Linked DNA regions of Mus musculus: region 1 is linked to region 2. Evidence: chromatin loops called from intact Hi-C (ENCODE). Cell type or tissue: left cerebral cortex. All regions are shown on one strand. Each heading gives the region's core, and the rest is flanking DNA. Links, peaks and the distances in the headings are about the cores only.

Region 1 (12,878 bases), core at 2,415-10,414, 460 kb before region 2:
AAAAAAAAGGAAGTTATCAAAATAGGAAGCTGTTGAGGGTGCATGCAGACTCTTGCTATGTCACATCCAGCAAGTGTGGTATGTGGCTTTCATAATCTATTTACGTTTACTCATTCCTTTCAGTATCTCAAGGTATAGAATCAGAGATACCACAGTCACAAGGACCTTTTTAACCTGTAAAATTGTGTGATGATGCTTACTTACCATATGGAAATACGGACTAGGAATCTGGCCCCACCTCACCAGACAGGAATTTCAAGTGATTCCTCTCTCATAGTCAGTGTCATGATGTCTCTGTGAACCCCTCCTGTCATTGCATCACTGGTTGCCACTAGTGGGTGGCAAAAAAAAAAAGAAAAAAAAAAGAAAAGAAAAAAAGACAAAAAAAAAAAAGGAAAAAAAAGTCTTATATTGCTGTATTAGGGTTTCTGCAGTTGATATTGAAAAACTGGTCCAGTGTGTCACAGCAGGCGACTGATGGTGCATACCTGTCTCTGTGTCCCCTTCAGTGAGCTGTAGTTGTGGGTTTGTGTGCTTTGTAGCCTGTTATACGGAAAGCAACAGACAATCGAAGATTCCAGGAGTGCTAACTAACAGCTGCAAGTCACAGACGGGGAGTGTAACAAGTGGAAGCTTGCCTGAGGGCTTCTGTTTCTGTTCTACTTTTCATTAAGACTGGAGTCAAGCTTACATGTAAACTATTGGTGATTTAAGTTTCCTTTTGTGTCATTTTTGTGTAAAACTGTCTAATTTGAAAAAAATGTAGCTTATGAAAAATAAAGATTTAGGCACTGTTCAATTTTTCTTTTGATTCTTTTAAATTAAAATTTTCTTGAAGAATGCATTTTTTTAAAGATTTTTTTGTTTCCTTCACTGTACATGAAGAAGATAAACAGAAGCCCACAGCATACACTTAAGGTTTTAAAGTCACCCAGCCCTCCTGAGCAGACCACCCACAGCATAGGACTGATGAAGTGTGCAGGCTGTTGGCGTCCTCTGCCAGAGCAGCAAGTGCTCCTAACCGCTGAGCAGCTCTCTAGCCACCTCCGGCATTGCTTGTTGTTTGGATTCCCTAGTGTTGGTTTGGTTTGGTTTGGGACAGACAATTGGCCTGCTGTAACTCGTTGTATAGACCAGGTTGGCCTGGAACACAGATCTGCCTTCAGAGTGCTGAAAATAAGTGTGTACCACCACACACAGCTTCTGGTGTGTGCCAGTGGTGTTCTTTCCCCAGATTTGTGATTTTTGTGATGCCCCTTTCCCCCGCCTTATTACCTCACACTAACTACACACACACACCTGGGCCCATCTAGGATCTCATTTAGGTTTCTGGGACACAGTTCCTTTTAATTTACCCATCTTCTGTTATTTCCAAGAGTTTCTCTTGTGCTTCTCATCTCGGGCTCAGGTAGGTATGCCCCTGACATAAGGCAGGCTTGTGTCCGTGAGACCCACTGCCCTGCTTCCTCTTCTGTATGCTGTGTGCAGCATCATAGGGTGCTGAAATACTGAATCTATACACAGCACTGGCTTCAGAAGTTGAGAGAGAGTGTGTGCCTTGGTGTGCTTTGCCACTTGACAAAATGTAATGAAGTTCTAACCTCAACAGAGTTTAGTGATTTGTACTGATAATCACAGTCCCGTGGGTTGGCTAGGTCTGATAATCAGCTGGCTAGACCAGCCCAAGAACCAATATGAGCTCTCTATGGCCAGAGGAAAAAGACAAGGATTAAACCTTGTTTGGCACACAGAGAAGTTTGAAATTAACTAGCTCGTTCTTTGCCCTCTCCACATCTTAATGTTAAGATTCTCTTTTCCAAGTCACTCTAAAAAGCAGTTGATAAAGTTAACGCTGGAGAGCTGACTGGATACAAGCACTTCCTAGCCAGGTAAGCTGTTAGCCTACTTAAATGAAAGGCTGTGGGCTTTTTCCTGCCTTGGTGGGGGCCGTAGGAAGGAAACGGAAAAGAAAGGGTGGCTAGCAAGTTTCCACTGCTTCAGAGTCTGCGACCTCAGGAATGAATATGAGAGAGCATTTAGGTTGCTTGGCCAGATGAGCTGAGCCTTGTCTTCGTGGAGCTAGCAGGGTGGTCAGGGCCGAGGGTGTTGGGAGGCTGTATTCACAAGTGGGGTTCTGGGGGAGCCCTCTTGTCAGAGCTGAAAAACAGTGCACGCTCGGAATGGTGGTCTCAAGCACACGGTCATGGCTGGACAGTGTACTGAGCGAAGAAAGGATGGCTAACCAGGGCCAAAGGAGCAGAGCCTGCAACAGGGGCCCCCAGAGTCTCCGGGGCCAGGGTTCTGTTGAGTAGCTGAAAGCTATAGGCGGTGGAATCTGGTATACTGTGTTAATAGAGTAATCTGTTGAGTATAGGAAGGCTCCCTCAAATGGTACTGAGCGAAAAGGGGTCGGGGTTGGGTCATCTACGGCAGTTTCTTGTCCTCAGGCCACAGTGGTAATTCTTAAGTAGTGTCCTCAGAATGGCCCAAGGAAGAGTGCTGAAATCTGAGTTCTGGCTCCATTCCAGGCCCACTGAAAAGGCCTTAGAAATCTTGTAACCTGCTGTAGTTGGACCAGTATGGATGGTCTGAGGGATGAAAGTCTACAGTAGATGCCTGTGTTCTGTAGCACTCAGGGGCTTCTTCATTGTAGCTTGGTATTTGGTATTGGCCCATCTGCAGCGTGTCCTGACATAGACACGTTGGGTTTTCCACATCTTGTTCTAAGGACCAAGCTGTGAAGTTTCGAGAGCAGCAGCAGCAGCAGAGGGACCATGGCAGAAGTAAAGGTGGGAAAAGCAAGCTCAGCTTGTCCTCCGCTCCCCACATACCCTCTAATCATCCGCACTTGTTCCTTCCAAGCAGAATTTGTACTGTGTGGGATTGCCAATTGAGGCCTACATTTGTGGGGAGACCCAGTTCCCTAGAAATCACTGTCCCAAGGTGTGCATGGAAGGCACCTACTTAGTTCTCAAGCTGTCGTTCTTTAGGCCCACCCAGCCTAATAGTAACTGGAACACAAGAGATGTCTTCAGTGGAATGGAGTAGGCAGGCTTTTCCCCAGTGATAGAATTATAGAACAGTGAAGAACTTAGTACCCTCCTAAAAGCCTGCTGTGTGTCTGGTGCCCCAGGGCCCCTGGAGTCCACACCAAGACAAGTAGCAGAGCGGAACTTGCAAAGTTAAAGGGCATAGTCTTCTGACGTGACATGGGCGTGACATGGACGTGACATGGGCGTGAGACGTGACATGCGTTGTGTTGTGAGATACAGGCAAGACATGGCTTTGGCTGTGGAGTCTTCCGAGAAGAAGCTAAAAACCCCGTGGAAACCTCAAGTCTGACAGTCAAGTCAGTACAGTGGGCACGCTAATCTCTGGTTCCTCTGTGTTTGTTTCTTGTGCTCCTTTTACTAGTTGAAGATTTGGAGTTAGGGCTGAAGATCAGACATTCTAATGTACTATGCTGTAACTTCCTCTTAGTTGCATCCTAGGTCTGTGTGTGCTTGGTGCCCTTGGCGGTGTCCTCTTTGTACTGTGGATTATTTAGAAGTGTGCTGTTCCTGCCAGCTGGAGGTCTCCCTGTTTTCGTCCCATTTCAGATCTTGAAGAAATGATTCCATTGTGGCCACTGGGCTTTCAGTCCTCTTGCAAGCTGTGAGGGCTGTTAGGACCAGGTGTGGTTAACTTGGTAAATGCTCTGTTTGATGCATACATGTTCAGGTTTGCGGGATCTACTCTATTGTTAATGAATACCCCTCTTGCATCTTAGTCATTTTCTTTGCTCAGAACTTGGCTTTATTGATGCTAATAGACCATTTTCTGCTTTTTTTTCCTTTTTTCCGGTTTGTATGGTAGTTTTCCTTTGTCTTAATTTTCAGCCCACCTGTATCCTCATATGTAAGGTGAGTTTGCATTTTTTACATTTATTTATTTGGGAAGTGGGCACAGAAGTCAGGACAACTGTCAGGAGTCAGTTCTCCCTTTCAAACGCTTGAGTCTCTGGTATTGAACCCAGCGGTCAAGCTTGGTGGCAAGCTCGCTTACCTGCTGAGCTGTCTCAGCAGCCATGGTCTGTTTCTTACTCTTGCATTCTTGGACGTTACAATGTACTGCTCTTAAATCCATGACCAGGAATCATGATGAGAAAAGAGTGCAGCGATGCTCTATGCCCGTCAGATTACCTTCGCTAGGACAGGTTCTCCTGGATAGTCTCTAGTTCATGAGTTTAATCCCTGTAAACTTGCTGTATCGTTTTTGTTTTTTGTTTTTGTTTTTTTTTTTTTAAATAACATTTTAACAGTGCCTACTTCCTGGGCCTGTCCAGAAGTCATGGTAAACATTTGGCAACCCCCTTCCCCAACCAGCTCCTTAACTCACAACACCCACCAGCAGTACTCAAGTTCTTTGAGCAACTGTCTGGTCACGTTCTCACTGCATCCTCCCACCCCCACCCCACCCACACACACACTACTCTAGTGACCTTAAGGCGAGCCTACCTGACAGGGAAGTAAGATGTGTGGGAGCTTCTTGAAGGATCTGCCTCCCATCGTAACTCTCTGGAAATGGCCTTCTTTATTTTGGGGTCTCGGTTTAAGATAGGAGAATGGCAGAGACTTAAAAACAGCCATCTTGAGGACAGGGCATAGTAACAGAATTTGGAGAACCACAGAAAAGGACTGACAGCATAAAGCCCTTAGCCACACTAGTGTAGAAGCCATAACTGCCCTTAGGGTCTTCACAAGTGCATTTAACAGTCCGAGACTGTCCACAGCAAAGGGCTGAGTTCAGTTTACTTGTCTGTCTCAGGGCGTGGCACTCCCAAGGTCTTAATGGAATTTTTTCACCTGGCACCTGTTCAATGGAGACTGGACTGTGACCCACTGGCAGGTGTAGGCATCGTACCCAGGCCAAGCCATTGTAAAGAGGCTTCCTAGGAGAGATGAGTGGGTGGGTCCTGTGTTTCCAGGTTTTCCCATAGAACAGGTAGACACGGTAAGGACTGAGGATCCACATGGAAGCATCTTGGTGCCCCAAATCCTTGGACTTTGTCAGCTTAACATTCACCTTCCTCCAGGGTCTACTGCTGGCCTCTCTCTGACACCCCTAATCCCTACAGAACCCTCTGTGTTTGCACTCTTTCTAGGTAGTTTTCCCAGGTTCATACCTGTGATTATACTTAATCACGGGGCTTATAATCCCATGTCCATCAATGCCCCAACCTGAAAAACCTGGGTGGTCAGCAGTCCATTGTGTCTTCTCCCTGCAGACAGTAGAGGCCAGTGGTGTCCTCAGAGACCCTCCCCATGTCCCTGCCCTGCCACCTGCAGGTCAGCGTCTCAAAGATGCTGCAGCAGCATGAGTATACATTCCAAAACCTAGAGGGAGAATAGCTTGATGCATGGTTTTTAAACTAAGAACTGCCGCCCAAACTGCACATCTCATTGGTCAGAAAATGGACTCTTGGACCACTTAGGGCCACCCAGGGCTTTGATCACAATCAGGACCATTAAGAAAGAAGGACAACTGGGCTGGCTAGTCTCATGTCAACTTGACATACAAACTAAAGTTAACCGAAAGGAGGGTACCTCAATTGAGAAAATGCCTCCCTAAGATCTAGCTTTAAGGCATTTTTTAAAATTAGTGATCTGTTGGAGAGGGCCCAGCCATTGTGAGCGGTGCAATCGCTGGCCCGATGGTCCTGGGTTCTTTCCATAAGGAAGCAGGCTGAGTGATTCAGGGGAAGAAACCTAGTGAGCAGCACCCCTCCATGGCCTCTGCATCAGCTCTGCCCGCCCCGCCCCCCCCCCCCGGGGTTCTGATCTGATTTCCCTCGATGGTGGAACAGCAGTATGGAAGTGTAAGCCAAGTCAGTTCTTTCCTTCTCCAACTTGCCTTTTGTTGCAGCAATAAAAACCCTAATAGCCATCAGTATGCCCAGAACTGGTGTTGGAAGGTGCTCCAGGGTCGTGTCCCCCCCCCCCCCCCCGCGTCTTGCTGGTCCCCCAGCTGCCAGGTGCTCAGCTACTTACTGACAGGCCAACGTGATTTTAGCATAAACTTGATGCAATACATCTAAGGTATTACACTCCTCCACTCCTGCTCCGCCCCACACCCTCTCCCCACAAAAGCAGTATTTCCACCTGTATCCTTAACCATTCAGACATCTGAGGCATCCTGAGCCTGTTACTCCTTGGCCTTGGGCAAGCTCTGATTCTAGACCTCCAGAGACCACTCACCCACGTTCAGCACATCCATGCCTTACATGCCTTTAAAGGGTCTTCAGTTCCCTGCTCCTCCCAGCAGCCCAAGGATCCCCCCCCACCCCCCGCAGGCTGTGGCCTCCCCTTGCCTCAGCTCCTGGGGCACTCACAGAGTAACTGACTAGCAGAGATGGGAGCTGTCACCCACCCACCTCTGACTTCATCTCCAAACGCTTACCCCTTCTCCATCCACACTGCCGCGTCCCCTTCCACAAACATACCACATTGCCCCATAGCAAAGCCTCTGATCGTCCAACACCTTAGTTCAAATACCCCGCGACATGGCCGTGGTCCTCACAGAGGCTGGCAGCCTGCGCCCTGCCACACACCGTTTGGTTTATAGCTGCACTATCGTAACTTAAAACTCATCGCGTTGTTTACTTGTTTTTTATTAGAATCCCCAGAGTAATCAGCCATCTACTATCTTCTCCTAGTGTGTGAGGTATTCACGGTGTTGTGGTGAGAATATGAAATTCTCCTTTAGGGTCATTTCTTTGAACAGTACCCTGAGGGTGGTGGTTTTGGAGCCTTTAGGAGGCGGAGCTTCACTGGAGGAAGTAGGTTAAACTAGGAGCAGGCCTGGAGGTTTAAGCCTCCCTCCTTGTTCTCCGTCAGCTTCCTAACTGTTACCGGTATGACCGCTGCTTCCTGCTCCTGTGGCCGGGACTTCCCCGCCACCATGGACTGTATCGCCATTGAGCTTTAACTGGAGATCAACCCTCATGTTCCTAGCTTATGCTCTCGTTTCCAGGCAGCGTGGATTCCAGCCCAAGGAACAGTACTGCCCACATTTAGGACAATAACAATCGGTGCAGTCAATGCAGTCTAGAGACTTCCTTACAGACGCACCCAAAGCTCTCTCTCCTGGGTGGTTGTAGGTCCTGTCAAGTTGAAATAGAGATTTAATGGTATTCTTGACTAGACTAAGTAAACAAAATATTGTTTCCCATATATAGAGGATTGTCATGGTTAAGGAGCATGGGGTTCTAAAGTCCAGAGAGCCCCCTGATACCTGCAGTGTCTGCTCGTGCATCTGAGGTCAAGGAAAAAAATGGGTTAACGCCACCGAAAGCATCCACAAATTGTTTTTTAGAATCGGGGAAACCGGGTCTCACTCCTCTTAGACACACAAGGAGGTAGGTTCATCTCCAGTGGCAACCACAGAGTCCCTAAAGGGCCTGTGAGGGTAGGGACTCTTTCAGTGAAGCGCTCCCATGGGACAGAGGCCACCTTGATGACAAGGGATCGCCCAGCCAGAGTGGTCTGCAACACAGCCCCCAGCGTGGCATCTATGCTCACTGTCAGATGCACAGCAAAGCAAATGTCCTGCGTGTCAGATATGTGGTGATCACATGCTGCTCACACTGTTCCCTCGTGCTTTGGAAATTTCCGGAGTCAGCTCTGCCTCAGTGCCTCAGGACCTCTCCCTAACCTCAGGTCAGGACTCCAATAAACAGGCAGAGAGAGAGCAAAGGGCCCAGCCTCCCACTTCCTGCCTCCTTGACTATTTGCCCAGCCTAGGTCAGGTAGCCAAAGACCCATTTGTTGCTGTTTGTTAAGTTCAGCCAAAGCTTGTAATGAGGCTCAGTAGGGTTAAACTCTGTACTGTGATATAAACAGCACGAGCCCTGTGTACAAGTGTGCTCATCCCAGTAAAACATAGAAAATGCTGGTGAAATTAATGTCAAAAGACCTTATTTGATTTGGCAGGCTGAAATACAGCGATTCCAACATGCATTGGTATAAAACAGGTCCCGTTTTTTTTCTTAATGTTGCTGGGTTTTGTTTATTTAGTTGGTTGGTTGGGTGTTTTGTTTTTTGTTTTTGTTTGTTTTTTGTTTGTTTTAAGACAAAGTCTCATGTATCCCAGACTGGCTTCTAACTCACTATGTAATTAAACATGACCTTGAACTTCAAATCTCCCTGCTTCCAGATCCTGAGTACTGCAATTATAGACTTGGAAGCTGTGTGTGGTCCTGGGGACTCAACCCAGGGCTTCATGAATGCTAGGCGAGCATGTTATACCACTGAGTTATACCCCTCCTACAGCACCAGCCCAGAACAGTTTTTATTCTTTTAATTTTTTTCTAACACTGAAAACGTTTGAAATCTCTGGTGTATATAGAAACTTAAAGGACTTGATTTCTAAAGGTCCGCGTCCTGACGATGCAGTGTAGGACTCACCACCACACGGGGGTGCTCGATCCTCACCCTAAAGCACTCGAGGGAAGTCCCTTTGTTTGCAGCAAGAGAAGGTAGGAGGATCTCTTTTGTACTCTTGTTTAAAAGGCAAAGACACCGAGCTTGGTCTTGAGACAGCTTCATCCTTTTCCTCCTGGTGCTTGTAGAAGAAATTTGGCGAGAGTTCTTCAGAGACTGCCGGAGACCCTACTGCTCATGGATGTGAATATTTAGATAGATTAGATAGACAGACAGATAGATATAGACAGACAGACGGGTAGGTAGGTAGGTAGGATATATACACAAATATGTGATATATTTACATATATGTGATTTGTTCTTATTTTTAAGTTGAAAACATATCGTTTCATGCAATCTATTCAGACGACAGGTTTTCCCTCTGTCATTTTCTCCTCGGCTCTTCCCACCTTCGGGTGGCTTGGCCCTGGTCTTCTAAAGCCATTTCTCCTTTTTTTCAGGGCTACCCTGATGCCCAACTCATCTGCTCACACATCTTTCTTTCTCCCTTTAGAAAGCAAACAACAAACAAGCCTGATGGTGGTGGCCTTTAATCCCAGCACTCAGGAGGCAGAGGCAGGTGAATTTCTGAGTTCAAGGCCAGTCTTGTCCAGAACAGTCAGGACTACAAAGAGAAACCCCTGTCTTCATAAACAACAAACAAACAAACAAACAAAAGCCAAGAAACACAAACCCCATAAAAAAAACACAAAATTGGAAATCATAATAAACGAGCAAAAGACTAGTAAAAAAAAAGAAAGAGAGAAAGAGAAAGTGAGAGAGAGAAAGGAAGGAAGGAAGGAAAAGAAAGAAAGAAAGAAAGAAAGAAAGAGAAAAGAGAAAAGAGAAAAGAAAAGAAAAGAAAAAAGAAAAGAGAGAAAGAGGGGCTGGAGAGATGGCTCAGCAGTTAAGAGCACTGACTGCTCTTCCAGGGGTCCTGAGTTCAATTCACAGCAAACACATGGTGGCTCATAACTATCTGTAATGGGATCTGATGCCTTTTTCTGTTATGTCTGAAGACAGCGACACTGTACTCATATTCATAAAGTAAATAAATAAATCTTTAAAAAAGAGAGAGGAAGGAAGGAAGGAAGGAAGGAAGGAAGGAAGGAAGGAAGGAAGGAAGGAAAGAAGGAAAGAAGGAAAGAAGGAAGGAAGAAGAAATCCAAACAAAGAATATGGGGGCAGGGGGGACCAACCAACCAAAAACTCTACAAAGATACCATTGAGTTTGTTTTGTGTTGGCCTTGGCATGGGGTGTGTATGCCCAGTGAGATGCAGTTGGAGCAAACAAATCTTTCCTTTGCAAATTATTGTCAGTTTGAGATCGCTTCTTGGTTATGGGTGGGAGCACATGCCTGTTTTCCCCTCAGCCCTGGTGTCCTATCTAGCTGACGCAGTCTGTGAGTTCTTGTGTGCTTCAGTCCTGTTGTGTCTGGAACTGCCCCAGGCATGGGGTTCCATCCCATGGCATGAGCCTTCAGTACAGTCAGATACTGAGTGATCAGTTATTCTCACATATTTTTTTTTTCTACTATTACACATATCACAGGCAGGTCACTGCCTCAGATGACAGGGTTTGTAGCTGGGTTGGTGTTTAGCTCTCTTCTCTGGTAGTGTGCAGAGCACCTTCCAGTACTGTGAACACCAGTTAGTAGGGATGTAAACTCTAGTTGGGTGCCAGCTCGACTTCCCCATGGTCACTGAGAAATATATTGCAGTCTTCAGCAATAAGGCTTACTGTCACTTTGTAATTCTATATGGTATAGAAATGTATCATTCTTGCTGTGCCTATGTCGCGCCCGGCAAGGAAGCCACAACACGGTCAGATTCGTCTCAACAGCCTTTATTGCAGGATCGCCTCGATGCTGCTACGGGGACTCCGGGCACCCAGGGAGGTCTGCTTATATGCACCCGAGCACAGGGAAAGGCTTCATGTCCTCCTGGGATAGGTTGAACTGCTGTCACCTAATTAGCATGTACCCGCTCGGGAGGGGTTGGCGCCAGACTCGGGCTTACACCTGCACTGATGTTGTTTATGACAACGGCATACCGGAAACCGGTGCCATCTTAGAGTTGGCTTCCTACACCTATGGGTGGTTTGGCCCTGGTATTCTAAAGCCATTTCTCCTTTCTTTCAAGGCTACCTTGATGCCCAGCTCTGCTCAGATCCGAGTAGGACTCTACCCGCAACGGCCACTCCCCTCACTGGAGTAGCATTTATACAAGAGATGCCTGTACATTCGCTGACAAGAAACCCAGGACCTGTTGCTTTGAACTAAGTGTGGGATGGGTTGTTGAGTTGGGAAGGAGGGGACCTGACCTCAGCAGCTTCATGGCACGTTGTCAGGGCCCAGGGGCCACAGCTGTGCACCTGAGAACAAAGCCGGCAACTTCCTCCAAACAGGGTGAGTGCTCTGCAGGTCATAGCTGCACCCGGGCCTTTGGCCTTTTGCCCAGACCCGAATCACCTGGAGTTTCATCCGAAGGCCTCTGCTGAGCTGACTTTGAGAAGTAAAGACACTATTGTTCAATATGGCAAGGTGGTATCCCATCAAATCTGTTCTGATGCCTGCACCTATGATGAGCACACACACACACACACACACACACAGAGGCTAGCATATGCAGGGCTGGGCAGAGAGCTGTGTGTACCCTCAAGGCACCCATTTCCAGGGCCAGCAGCTTTTCCCAAATCCAGATCTGCCTGTGACTCAGTGTATCAATCTCCAGGGGACACTTTACACTATTGGGTGTTGGGCCCACTATCAAGGGGTTTTGACCCTATTGGTTCTGATGGGGCCACATTTACATGTCCCAGAAGTACAGCAGCAGAGGACATTCCTCACCTGCCTGTGTCTGACACCACCAGCAGCATTCCAGGGTCCAGGGTCCTCCAGGCTTCCTGAGGTAACTCAGTACGTCTCAAAGTAGAGCTGATGCATCATCCATCAGACACAGTAAGGCTGCCGACACAAGTCAGGCTGGGCTCGGCCAGATCAGGAACCCGAGAAGACCCGTCCACTGGGATATGTTCCGACCCCAGGAAAGACATTTCTCCATGGCTTTATGAGTCGGTGACTATCTCTGACAGAAAACATTTTTAATCCAGCAAGAACTGTGTCTCAAAGGCCCCCAGGATGCTGAATTCTGATGTCCGGTTATGTCACTGTGGTCAGGTGACTGCCCCAAGTGCAGCTCTTAACTCCCTAGCACTCACCCTGTTTAGCGGACGGACGCTGGCTTTGTTCTCAGGTGCACAGCTGCAGTCCTCGAGGCCGACACCCTGACATAAAGCCTCATAGCTTCAGAGGTCAGGTTCCCTCCTCCCCAGCTCACTGACCCCTGCTCTGAGGTCTCTGAGACTTCTTAGATCATCACTCCCTGGAAGTCACCTTTCTCGGTAGACTGGCTGCACCTTTAAAGGCGATTGGAAGCACAGCAGCCATAGCTCAGGCTGCAGACCTATGGCACTGAAGGTAAGAACAGCCACTCATGTGGACCCTGTGGCCTGAGAGCTTTTGACAGTTTTGTGCACTTCAAGACTCATGTCAGAGATCCTTGCTGCAGCACACACTTCCTGAGAGGGACCTGCATGGGATTTAAGGCACACATGTACATGCACACACACGATGTATGTATACATTGGTGTGCACATGTTCATATGCAGTGATTGGCCTTCTCCTGGCCACTGGCTACAACCCTGTTCCAGTGGCTTCTGAGCTGGGTCCCTTTGAGTGTCCCGTGTCTTCTCTGTTAGACACACACTCGGAGGCCTAGATGCAGCTCTGCTGAGAGCAGCTGAGCCTTGGGGCTCAGAAAGAAAGACTCTAGAAAGAATCTCAGGGTGTGGCACGTTATCTGTTCTAGTTAGGTGTTTCTAGTTGGGCAAAACACCCTCTGTAAGTGGAGGGAGACTCCACAAACTTGGTGGCTTATGGCTGTAATCTCAGTACTCCAGAGTCTGAGGAATAGGGCATGACAAGTTTGGGTCTGCCTGAGCTGTAAGATAGTCTCAGTCAATTAAACAATCAATAAAAAGGCGACTGATCGGCCATGTGGTCTTACCTACAATTTGGATTCCAGTTTGAGTCAGCCCACACTTGAGGTTCAAAGCTACATTCCTATTCCTGCCTCATGAAATACATACCTGCTCGTCCCTCAGCCTCTGTGAGTGACACGTTCCCCTCCCTCCTGTGATTTCCCCCAGGCTCGGTCAACTGTGGATGCCCTCCTTAAACATCCACTCTCAGTAGCCTCCTGGAGGGGGGCTATTAAAAAGCTTGTGTGGCATTGGGACCCACACATGGAGCTGGGGAATGGCCACAGACCACAACACAGGCTTTAGCTCTGCCCTCCCCTGCGCCTCGTCTCTGTCTCCACTCAGCTTCCGCCTGGATATCACTTATTCATATATTC
Region 2 (12,878 bases), core at 3,261-11,260:
AGAAATTGAGTTGTAGGTTATTTGTATTTAATGTTCTTTAATTTGGATCTCCTTATGCTAGCAATTCAGAAATTTAAATTGGGGAGTTATGGATATGGTAGATTGTCAGAACTAAGAGAGAAAAGCATTATAAGGTTATATAGCTCAGTTTTTAGTCCCTAAGATATTAGACTCAAATTATTAAGCTTGTTTAGTGGTACTGAAAAGTCCTTAGTGTAAATGAGTACCTGTTTAAATCTCAGTTTCAATAAAAAGCCTCTAAGAACATCTAATTAATGTAGCATTGTTGGGGCCGGCCTGCGGCTCTAATGTCCGGGTTCGAGCCTGGGAGGCAGCCTGGAGCTGAAAGAAAAGGAAACTAGGCAGAGAGAGAGAGATGGAACCAAGACAGTATTCTGATCAAGGCTCAAATTTTTTAATGGCAGACACGCTTTTTAAAGGAGAGGAGAAAGCCCATTCCAAATCATCCTTGGAGCCCAGCTGCAGGTGAGCACATGTAGGCTCCAGAACAGCTAGGCCGACTCCCAGCAGGTAGCAGCAGCGGCAGTGGCAGAACAATAGAGTGATCCAGGGAGGCAGGCTCCACCCTAAGTAATCTCCTCAGTGACAACAAAGTCAAGGTGGCTCAGCCTGCTTCAGGCTTGTGGGAGGCTGCATAGCATTATGAATCTTGAATCATGAATGTTCTGAATACTGTTTGATATTAACAGAAACGCTGTGTTCCTTTGCTTCTCAGGATAGAAAGACACATAGCATTTTCTGGTAGGTGATTATGATTTATGGGATGTATAATGTGTAGCCTTGTTGGAGATTAGGCTCTTTCTGGTGTATGATCCTGGGTTTGGCCTGAAGGTCATATTTTTAAAGTATCTATACAGCTGAGATAAATTTTTCACTTATTCTGATTGCTGCTGAGTGCTACCTTGAGGCTTCTAATTAGAGACAATACACTAGCTAATAGGTAAGGCTCAAATTCAGAGTCATACCTAGTCAGACTCTGTAAGCTCATACTGAAGTGACAGCAAGCCCACTTGTTTAGGTAAAATCAGTCCAGGTGGGAATGCCATACTCCCCTGAGCATGATGAGAAAAGCTACACATTTCTAGGAAAAAGGCTAGGATGGGGTCATCATTCAACCTCTCACGCAGGAAGAGAAAGGAATGGGATGTCTATTTTAGCTGTGGTGTGCTCTGGAAATAATACCCAGTCTTCAAAACGTGTTCATAGGGTTGGAGCATTGGCTCAGTAGTTAAGAGCATATGTACTGCACTTGTAGAGGACCCAGTTTTGTTTTCCAGCATCTATAACAGGTATCACAACTGCCTGTAATTCAATTCCACAGAAATGTAGTGCCTCTGGCCTCCTCGGGCATTGCAACACTCATGTGCACCTGTGCATACATACATTTAATTAAACATAGACTAGATTTTTAATGTACATGGGTCTGATGAGGATAGGGTAATGCATAGGTAAAGCCCTTAAATGCATCTCTAGAGCTAAGAAGGCAAGTGCTGTGCTGCAGTCAGATCTGAAGTATGTTTTTTAATGGGTTAATTGGGGAGTAATATGGAAATGCTTTAAAAAAAATGATTGTTTGAAGCCCGTCTTATGTTAGCTTTGGACGCTTGTGGGAAATAGTATAAAAGCTTAGGTTCTGGATAAAAGAACATCTGAGTGTAAGTTTGTTCTCAAGGACTGAACTAAGCTCACATTCCATTGGGGAAAAAGTAACTTATAACAGGTAGTTGTTTAATAGTGTATATGTCTCTTATGCTTCATAGATATACCTGTGTAATGCTGTAAAGTGATCTGGAGAGATGGGTATGATGACTCAAACCTGTAACCTAGTACTTTTCAGCTCTAACAGAATGGCTGCCACAAGTTCAAGGCCAGCCTAAACTACAAAGCAAAACCTTGTCTCAAAAACAAACAAACAAACAAGCAAACAAACAACAAGCCAGGCAGTGGTGGCATACACCTTTAATCCCAGCACTCGGGAGGCAGAGGCAGGTGGATTTCTGAGTTCGAGGCCAGCCTGGTCTACAGAGTGAGTTCCAGAACAGCCAGGGCTACACAGAGAAACCCTGTCTCAAAAAAACCAAAACCAAAACAAAACAAACACAAAACCAAAAACAAACAAACAACAAAAAAGATCCTTAATAGATACCAATGGCAAATTAGTAAAAATATGTCCTTGTACGGGATATAAGAATTATTTACATGGGCTTTTACTGAATATGACATATTGACTATAAACATTTGCACAAACATTTGAGCAAATCAAATCACAGAGAAGTTTACAGCATAATAATAAAGTCTGGCTTTCTTTCTTTGAATGTACCTGGTCTTCTCATTCTGAAATTACTGACTGCATTGAAAAGGCTGTGCACAGGAGCACACATGGAGAAAAGTGTAGAGCAGAGACTGAAGGGAAGGCCACCCAGAGACTGTCCCACTGGGGATTCGTCCCATATGCAGTTAACAATCCCAGACACCATTGTGGATGCCAAGAAGTGCATGCTGAAAGGAGCCTGATCTGGCTGTCTCCTGAGAGGCCCTTCCAGAGTCTTACAAATACAGAGGTGGATGCTCACAGCCAACCACTGGACTGAGCGTGGGGTCCCCAATAGAGGAATTAGAGAAAGAACTGAAGGAGTGGAAGGGGGTTTGCAACTCCATAGAAGAACAACAATATCAACCAACCAGTCCCCCAAGAGCTCCCAGGGACTAAGCCATCAACAAAGGAGTACACATGGCTCTATCTGCATATGTAAGCAGAGGATGGCCTCCCATCAATGAGAGGAGAGGTCCTTGCTCCCATGAAGGATCAATAGATGCCCCAGTGTAGGGGAACTGAGGGTGAGGAGGTAGGAGTGGGTGAGTGGGTGGAGGAACATCCTTTTAGAAGCAGGGGGAAGAAGGGGGGGATAGGGGGTTTCCGGGAGGGAGGGAAACTGGGAAAGGGGATAACATTTGAAATGTAAATAAAGACAATATCCAATTAAAAAAAAAAGGCTATATGAAAGGTTGGGGTTTGCTATATTTCCACTTCACAAAAATAACTGAAAGTTTGATATGTTGAAATAGAGAGAGAGAGATGAAAATTTGCTACCACTTCTGCTGTGTTCCCTCTACAATACTTCTCTACGTGAAGAATCATGTTCGAAATAAGTTTGTGGGCTCATTAGTCTTTTTTTTTCCTTAAAATTGATTTATGTATAAGTGCTCTATCTGCATGTACATCTGCATGCCAGAAGAGGGTATCGGATCCCAGTATAGATGGTTGTGAGCTACCATGAAGTTGCTGGAAATTGAACTCAGAACCTCTGGAACAGCAGACAGTTCTCTTAATGGCTGAGCCATCTCTCTAGTCCCTCATTTAGTTTTCTTAAATTTCTTGAGCCATCTGGGCTCTCTTAATTTTTGTTTCGAAATTTTTTGAATGAGATTGACCATATTAAAGGAGAAATGGCTTGTGATAGGAAGATTACAGGTACACAGCTACAGCACAGCAATGATGTGGGTTTCATCTATCAATTTTCATATAAGTAAAATATATCTTTAAATCTCACAATATTTATCTGACATCTTTTATTATAATAAATATGATCAAGTACTGCTAATTCACAATGATAAGCAAGCATTAAAAATAGCAGTTTGTGCCCTGTCTGGTCTCAGTTGATGTGTGGGAATGGGGTATGAGAAGTACTTCCCCTCCTCAAAAGAGAAGGGGAAAGTGGAATGAAGGGTGGGGTAGGACTTGTGTGAGGGGTACTGGGAGGAGAGAAAGGTCTGATAATGGGTTGTAAAGTGAATAAATAAATGAATTTTTAAAACTGGTGGTTTGAACAAATACTTTTGAATTAAAATTTGTTATCTTATTCTTTAAAGTATTTTTAAAAGTGCTGTTGTGTGGTGATTTGGATGTAAAACAGTACAGATTGACACACTCAGAAGGTCAAGTGTCTGACTTCTTTTGGCTCTCCTAATTTTCTTCCTATGTGATTTTCTTAATATTTTTGTATCTGGATTTTCTATTTATCTTACATATAAAAGTTTCTTGTCATCAATATGAACTAACCAGGACCCCAGAGCTCCTTGGAACTAAACCACCAATCAAAGAAAACACATGGTGGAACTTGTGGCTCTAGCTGTATATGTAGCAGAGGATGGCCTAGTTGGTCATCTATGGGAGGAGAGGCCCTAGGTCCTGTGAAGGTTCTATGCCCCAGTATAGGGGAATGCCAGGGCCAGGAATGGGAGTGGGAGGGTTGGGGAGCAGGGGGGAGGGGATAGGGGATTTTCGGAGGGGAAACTAGGAAAGGGGATAACATTTGAAATGTAAATAAAGAAAATATCTAATAACAATGAAAAAATTTTAAAAAGTACATGCAAGTCTAATTAATAGGCATTTGTAATGTTATCAGTGTAATGATGAAGAGAAATATCTGGCACATTCTGATATAATCACATAGCAAAGTGAAGCAGCTGAAAAATGGAAATAAAATGTAAAAAAAATTTAAAGTTTCTGAAGTGTTCCTGTTTTTCAGGGTGAATGTTACTGTCTCTTTCCCATCTGCCCTGGGTTCCAGCCTTGATGGCCTGTCTTGTCTCTGCAGTGTATACTCAGGACACCAGTCCATTCTGATCCCACCCTCTGAGCTGGAGACCAATCCTGCCTTGTGGCTTCTTGCTGTGAGTCAATACAAAGTCCGGGATACCTTCTGTTCCTATTCGGTGATGGAGCTTTGCACGAAAGGGCTGGGCTCACAAACTGAGTCCCTCAAGGTAAACAGCCTCTCTTATGGCCTCAATGCTCACCAGAACTCCAGGCCACTCTAGTCTTGAGAAAGGACACTCGCACACTTGATGAGGCAGCATATTCCTTCCAAAGAGCTGACGTGTGATCTGCTTGCAGATTGATTTAGAAGAAGTTAAGGTTTTAGGTTTTCCTCATGAATACTTACCCACTGTCAGATACTAGTAAGAATTGTGAAAGTACTTTGTCCTCAATTTCTCCAGTATTTGTCAAAAGATGTAAATTGTCTCTGTTCCTAGCTAGATTTGGTGTTCAAGTAGAAAATGTTTATGTGATCAGCTTTCATTGGCTGGAAGGCCCTTATTTGAAGGTCTGCACTGTAACAAAAATTTATTTTGCAACTAAGTGAACAGTATTTGGGTTTTTACTTTTTTTTTTCTTTTTTCTTTTTTTCTTTTTTTTCTTTTGGGGGAATTTAATAGACGTTTTCATGGTAAGTTGAATTGTTAGTTAATGATAAGAGGGAAAAAATAATGTCTCGATAGTGTTCTACCCTGCTATTCTCTGCTTGTATATGCAGTGTGTGTGTCTGCCTATAGCTGTACAGGTTACTTATGTTTCTGTGTGTACACATATAGTCAAGAAGAACCTAGCACATTTATTTCCTCTGAACTTTTTCCTATTCATCCTAGTGCAATAAAACAAGATATGTAACTATGATGTTAAGCTATATAAATTCAGTTTATGAAATTACATATTTATATGAGGAAGAATTACAAAGAGTATTTCTTAGATCGACCTATATTGTTTTACAAAATGGTCAGGTACTTTTTTACCAGCCTTTGTTGTTGGCATGTACATAATTATCAGAGCTATCACAATTGAGTTGACACTTGCCACAGCTCTGTGAATCAGGACACGCTACTGTCCCTTGTAAAGATGAGAAACTTAAAGTCAGAGGATTTAGCAACCTTTCTACCCACATTTCTGCATTTAAAGAATTATAGAGATAAATTTGTACTGCTAATTGGAGTTGCTATTGTAGCCCAGCCACTTCAACAGTCACAAGTAAAGTTACTAGTATCATCCAGAGTTTAGTTGTTCCTATTCAATGTGTGTCTGCAGTTATGGTAAAACATCAGATTTTCATATCAAAGTTATCTTGAAGTCTGAGAATGTAGCCCAGTGGTAAAGCACATGAGGGACTCTTTAGTTATCTGCTGTTCCAACAGCTTGAGGGGCCCAGTTTGGGCAGTCCCCTGTCAACAGCTCGCTTTATGCCAGCCAGCATTACTCATTGTGCGCCATCACCTTCTCTTGAGGCCACAGTGAGATCAGAAGTGACTGATCTCATCTCTCTCAGCCCAGCCTGAGTGTGGCAACTTTAACAATTCAGTATTTTCATTCATTTCATTGAATTCCTCCTCCTCCTCCTGTGTGTGTCATTGTACAGTTCAGCTGGTTATATTTGTGGCAGAACCTTAGAAATAATTATGGAAATGTGCTTGATAATGAAAGTTGGTCTGTGACTTTTCAAGTCTCATCAGGTATAAACAGAGAAATGTCATTAGAAAGTTGTCTAAGCATTTTAGTTCTGCCTTTCTGTTTAAACACATTTCCAATATATGCATTCTTTTTTCAAAGGTGTGTGTGCGCAAGTGCAGATGCACACTTGAACACACCGTGTTTGCTGATAACCTGTGGAGGCCAAAGAAAGTGTTGGTCCCTTGGAGCTAGAATTAATGGCAGCTGTGAGCCATGAGCTGTGGGTGATGGAACTGAACCTGCATCCTCTGAAGAATAGCACACACTTAAGCACTGACCCAGCTCTCTAGCCCCATCATGTGTCCATTCTTGTCAGGTCCTACCCCTCCAAAAATGCACACTAATGCTTGTTCTTCCCCCGTGAGTGTGCTTGCTCACCCTTTTCCTTGTCGTTCTTGCTATTGCTTCAAACATGTTTTCAATGATATCTTTACTAGTTGCAATGTTTATATGGTTTTGTCCTGTGTTTCTTCAGCTGACTGGCTTGGCTAGGGTTTTTTTATTTTGTTTTGTTTTGGTTTTGGTTTTGTTACACTAACCTCCGCAGATAGCTTACAGAAACACTTTGGGTACAGATGGCACTAGAAGTGAAGAGTATTCCTGTGGGATTCTGAGTGAAAGGTTGTGTAGGTTACACATGGCTACACATGTTGACGGCTTAGCTAGTGTCCCTTGTCCTTATTTCCAGGCACGAGGCTTGGACTTGTCCCGGGTAAGAACCTGTGTGGTTGTGGCAGAAGAGCGTCCCCGAATCGCCCTTACACAGTCTTTCTCAAAGCTCTTTAAGGACTTGGGTCTCCACCCACGAGCTGTTAGTACTTCATTTGGCTGCAGAGTGAACCTGGCAATTTGCTTACAGGTAAGTTTCACTGAAACCATGGAGTGCTGTATCAGAAGACTGAGTCTCAGTGCCGGGTGGCAGCGTAGACCTGCTCAGCGGATTTTCCTTGGCAGGTGCTTACTTACATTAGACAAATCTCTGGTCATCACACAGATGTGAGTGCTACACCGTTTCCTTCTCTGCTTTTACTTGGAGACTTCCTTTCTAGCCATTATACACATCACTTACTGCATCCTGGAATATTTTAACTTTGGCAAAAGAGAAGCTCTTGGCCAAACTGGGCTGTCAGACTTATTTCAAAATTAGATATGAGAAAACCACTTATTTCAATAGTTCTCAACCTTCCTAATGTTGTGACCTGTTAATACAGTTTCTCATGCTGTAGTGACCCCAACTATAAAATTATTTTGTGGCTACTTCATAACTGTAATTTGCTACTGTTATGAATCATAGTGTAATTATCTGATATGCAGGATATCTGATCGTCAACCCTGTGAATATGTCATTCAACACCTGAAGGGGTCATGATCCATAGGTTGAGACTCATATATATGATTCTCTGAAGGAAGCTTTGCAGTGACGTAGCAGGGTTAATATTGTTGGTTTCCTTTTCCTCACTAGTTTCCTTCACTATTTCCTTTCTTTTTTGATAAATTCAACCTGTGAAGGGTGAAGTGACAAGATTAAGATTGCCAAAAATAACAAATGAGCACTTCAAGTCTGTGCCCAGCACTTACTGGTCCTGGGTGAGATAAGAGGAGTTCCTTGAGCTGGCTCACAGCAAATGCTAGACTCAGTTGCAGGAAAGCAGATGGGTTCCGGGCCCCTACCTACACTGTCCCTGCCATTGATACTTGAAAGGGTAGCTGCTGCAGTCTGCTACTGGGTAACCCCCCTCCCCCAACACACACACACACACACACACACACACACACACACAGACGTTGAGGATATCAAAGCAGGAAGTAGCTACCAACAGCTTGTTAAACATTTCCACGTACATGTTCCCTGTTTTTGTCTTCTTTCCTTTACAATAGGCTGCATACTTTTTATAATGGGAAGTACTAAGTAAATTTCAAAGCCCAATTCAATCTTCTCCCATTGTTGGAAAGTCTTTTTACTTAGATGAACTGAATATGTCCTTTTTTAAAAATTTGTTCAAGTTTTCTAATTTTTTCTATACCAAAATGTGCTAACGTGAAGGGTGTGTGTATAGATACAATGGAGTGTGCTTTATCCATAAAGACAAATGAAATTACATCATTTGCAGGGGGATGCATGAAACTAGATTATCATGTTAAATTAAACAAGCCAGTTTCAAATTGAAGTATTTCCTCTCATGTAGAATCTAGGTTTGTTTTTTTCCCTACAAATAAAGGGGGGCATAAAAGCACAGTGGGATATAATTGGAGGGAAGAGTTGGCAGGAAGCTGAGGGGGTCAAGAGGAAGTGAAAGGGGTGTCTGTGCGTTGTGAAAAGGTCATGGAACTCATTATTTTATTCAGATATGCAGTAATGAAGTTATTCTCAAGAAGTACTTAGGCCATGTTTTTTAACCAGTTAGCTAATGTTTTCTAAGTAAAGAATACCATCTAATTTTATTTACAAACAAAATCATTTTTTTCCTATTGCCATGTATTAGTTACCATAAATGGTTGCCCTGCTTTCTACCAGAAACTTGAGGCACAAAAATCCATCTCTCACAGGGATGCACTGATCACACAATAAAATATTGCCACCTCCCGCTTGGAATGGCACATTATATGAACAGAGCAACCGTGAGAGAGAAAACATGTGGTTGGGGTCAGGTTCTTGATCACAATGATGTTTAAAAAATGTTTATAAAATGGCAGAGGGGAAGGGGGAGAGCGATTCCTCATTAGCATTAATTACTACAAAAGAAGGCAAAGTTCTGTAGTTTGTTAGTATATAAAATTGAAAATTTGCAGACAAGAGTGTGCAGTATGCAAACTTATTAACTTCTGAGTCTTTCATTTATACTCATCCCCCTAAATGAACAATATTTTATGATGGCTTACAAAGCATGAAAGTAGCATGTAGATCTTTGCCCTGAGAAGTCTGACAAATGAGCCCCCACAGGACAGATAAGCAATAAGAAATTGCTGGAAAGGGGAGGCTTCTCAGCAGAGCTGCCTGCAAGTTGTATGGAGTTCCTGGGAATGTTACATTGCTAAGTCATCACCCATGCTGGGGCGGCTTCTGGTGACGCTGCTGCCTAAGGCATCCATTCTATAAGTGACGCCTCCCCTGCACTCCTTTACGTATGCCAGATGAATTCTGTGATAAAGTAAGCGAATGTTGTAATCAGTTCATTAAACGTTTGTTGATGTCCTCTCTGGGATGAATAGACTTTTGTTCATGTTTCTCCAGGAGAAGTTAAGAACATAGAGTTAACATCTCAATTCCAAGGTTTAACTGTGTATATGTATATGCACACACCTAGTTAATGTTTTCTATCTACTTATTTAAAACAACTATTTACAATGAAATAATGTAAGTTCCAAGCAATAGGAGGAAATCCCTTACTCTTGTACAACTGGAACCTAGTGGTTATCTGGTAAATATGTTGTAACAATATTGAGCAAGTGAAATGTTATCTTCATCTTCATAATGGGGAGCAATAATGTATTTTATTTATTTTAATCTTATCAATATGGCTATTACATTGTATTTACTGTTAGCAATAGGAGTACTGGTCCTGTTTAGGGTTTATAACCTCTTGCCAAGGGTCTTTTGGGCCAGATGTGCTACAGGATTAACTTTTGTGGAGCTGGGGAGGTAGCGCCTGGAAAGAGTGGCATGCATAGCATGAACAAATCCCTGGGCTTTATGCCCTGCACTACATAAAGCAAACATGGTGGCTACCCTGTAACCCAGCTCTTGAGAAGAGTAGGTGTGGGATGGAGACCAAGGCCATCCTTGGCCAGTATTGTGTTGAGACCAGCTTGAAATGTAATTATATTTTCAAAAGATCCTTCTAATTTTGAAAAAGTTTTTTTTTTTAATTTTTTTGAAAAGTATCAACAAATGCTCCATTTCTGGCATCCCTGCCCAGCAGGCTATGGGGCAGCGACCCATAGCTCACCCACAGCAAAGCTTCTGTAGCTCAGAAGATGGTGGTTCTATACCCTTGCCTACCTCTACTCTAGAAACTAGCCCGTGACAAAGTTCTTACCCTCTATATATTTCTCGTTGTCAGTGTGATAAACAATCAAAGCATAGATCTACCTGGCCCTTCCCCTGAAAATGTGATTATCGTTTGTTGGTGAAGAGTGCCTTGGGCACAGACTTTAGGGTGGGTGATCAAAGAAGTGTTTGGGCAGGTGCTCGTTTGCAGCGTGTACCACATTCACAAGCACGATGGCCTTTTGGAAAAGTGATAGCCTTGGGAAAGGATGGTCACTGGAGACATTTGTGTCTGTTACTTTTTATGAAATTATGTGACAGCTGCTGAACAAACAGGGCCATGAACACATAGTCTGGAAGGCAGAAAACCTTATTGCTTCCTGTGGTATTTTCTCTAGAACATGACACAGTGTGAAATAAGGTGTGAGGAAGACCAGTGTGCAGGCGGAAACATAAAAATCTAAGATATTCTTCACATTTTCCTACCTTCTGCCCACATGGTTAAGGTGAAGAAGATGAGGCTTCTCTGAGGAGAACCAGCATCACTGGTGTTCACAAACATTGGTGTATCGGTGGGAATGTTAGCTGTCGATTGGTTGGCTATTTCTTACTAGTGGTCTTTTCCATATCTGATCACCATCCTTACATCCCTTCAGCACACTGAGTTTCTGGATAATCAGCTAGTTACAGTGAGGAGATCTAATCTCTCTGAGACAGTATTAAGCAGCTTAGAAAGGGAGCCTCATCCCTGTGTGTCTAGGCTTTAAATATCTATTCCTTAGGGACAGTGTTTTGTGAAATTAGTGGTGTCACTTTTAGAGGAGTTTGCTGGCCTTGTAGGCTTCTATGCACCTTATAGATGTGGAATTTATTTTTTAATTACAGACCAAAAGGCCTCAACAGTGCCTTAAATACTCAAAGATGAAATCATGCAGTTTTTTCTAGCGCTGAACAAACATAGGTAGATACCATTTAGAACATATCTGAGAGGGCTGGTGTGATAACTTAGTTTTAAAGGCCCTGAGTTCAAATCCTAAACCCACATTATAAAGGAGGCCAGGTCTGGTATACACACTTGAAATCCTAGCACCTAAGAGGAAAATCTTAGGGATTCAACCACCAGCCACCCTAGTGTGCTTGGCAAATTCCAAGCCAGTATCTGAGGAGCAATACTTGCTCTACAGGGGCACATCTATAGTTGTATACACACATATACAAATATATCAGATAACATGCCCTTTTACAGTTTAAAGGAGCCAGAGAAATATCTCAGTGTATAAAAGTGCTTACTATTGAGAATGATGGTCAGAGCAACCTAGAAACCTAGTGGTGGAAGGAGAGCGCTCCACAGGTTGTCCTCTGACCTCTACACATGTACCAAGGTACTGCATTCATCCCCCCCCCCCCCCACCAATCATAAATAAGTGAATGCCATTCTAAAAGTTAAGCTTTAGAAGAATAGACTTGGGGTTTGTTTTTATTTTGCAAACATCTTCATCTGTGCCCCCAGCTGTTTTCACTGCCCAACCTCACATCACTCTTCACCCTTGGTCAGTCTCATGTTGAACCACCTTCTCTTTGTGGAGTCATCATGCCTTTGCATGCTGACCTTCATCTGCAGTGTGATAGAGGCTATGCCCTAGTCCTGGTCCCTTCCAAGACCTTTCAGACTCCATAGGGGCAAGGACCTTCCTTCCTCTTCCTCTTCTTGCTCTACACTTCCTCTCATGTCTTCTGTAAGCAGCTGTGCTAGGAATAGCTTCACTAATGACCCTCTAGGGGCCAACACACCATCACATCTCCCGATTCTGTCACTTCTGAGTATGAACAGAAATGCTGAGAACTTGAGTCATCTAACCTTAGCCCTATGCATTTCAACAGAAGCTACAGCAATTAAATGAATACTTTCTTGATCAGAGTGTAGTGTCCCATATAAAAAGCGTATAGCACATAAGAATTTCCTCCAAAATGAACTCACAGTGTGAATCTGCAACAAGTGAATTGTACTTACAAGAGAAAAATGGCTATCCAAGCTTTGCTCTGTAAGAAAACACAGAGACAGAGTGAGGAGTATTTTTAACAAATTTATCAAACCCTTTGATTAGGGCAGCTTCTAGTTGGATCCTCCCGTACACATGAAGGATAAAGTTTAGTCATTGTTTTTTATGAAGAGAAAAAAAAAACATAGATTAAATGGACTTTACTAATTGACAGAGCTATGGAATAAAAGCCAAACAAAAAAACAAAAAACAAAAACAAAAATACCCTATAAGAATAATAAGCCACTGGTTACCTATAGGAATGACATTTCTCAGAATCTTGAGCTATTAAAATGACACAATTTTCATTTGTTGAATTTATGATAAAAATAGATATTGGAAATATCGAATTACTACTTTAGGGTTTAGTTAACTTAAGTGTTAGATTCTGTTGTTTGTTTGATTTGTTTGTTTGAGACAGGGTCTCACTATGTAGCTCTGGCTCCTGGAATTCATTCTGTAGACCAAACTGGCCTCTAACGCTCAGAGATCTGCTTACCTCTGCCTCCCAAATACTGGGATTAAATGCATGTACCACTGTGCCCAG

What was found. A loop is a pair of places that touch in the nucleus more often than their neighbours do. Peaks named below come from ENCODE experiments on the same cell type or tissue, not always from the same donor. Only the 100,000 strongest peaks of a DNase experiment are listed, where the experiment ranks them.
Region 1: it touches region 2 in a loop (4-fold over the local background); 31 of 42 quality-filtered maps call a loop at or near these places.

The regions. Positions count from the first base shown.
Region 1 is chr13:9,173,608-9,186,485 of GRCm38, forward strand. Larp4b (La ribonucleoprotein domain family, member 4B) reads left to right here. Exons shown (of 18, transcript NM_172585.3): 18 at 1-844. Among named protein-coding and RNA genes, the nearest start is that of Larp4b, 86 kb to the left of the region's middle. In left cerebral cortex, for the core only: a CTCF peak has its summit at 8,451; DNase peaks (open chromatin) are centred at 6,921 and 8,457.
Region 2 is chr13:9,630,103-9,642,980 of GRCm38, forward strand. It overlaps Dip2c (disco interacting protein 2 homolog C), which reads left to right. Exons shown (of 37, transcript NM_001081426.2): 30 at 4,620-4,788; 31 at 6,993-7,163. Among named protein-coding and RNA genes, the nearest start is that of Gm36423, 38 kb to the right of the region's middle. In left cerebral cortex, for the core only: a CTCF peak has its summit at 6,603; DNase peaks (open chromatin) are centred at 6,588, 9,358 and 10,671.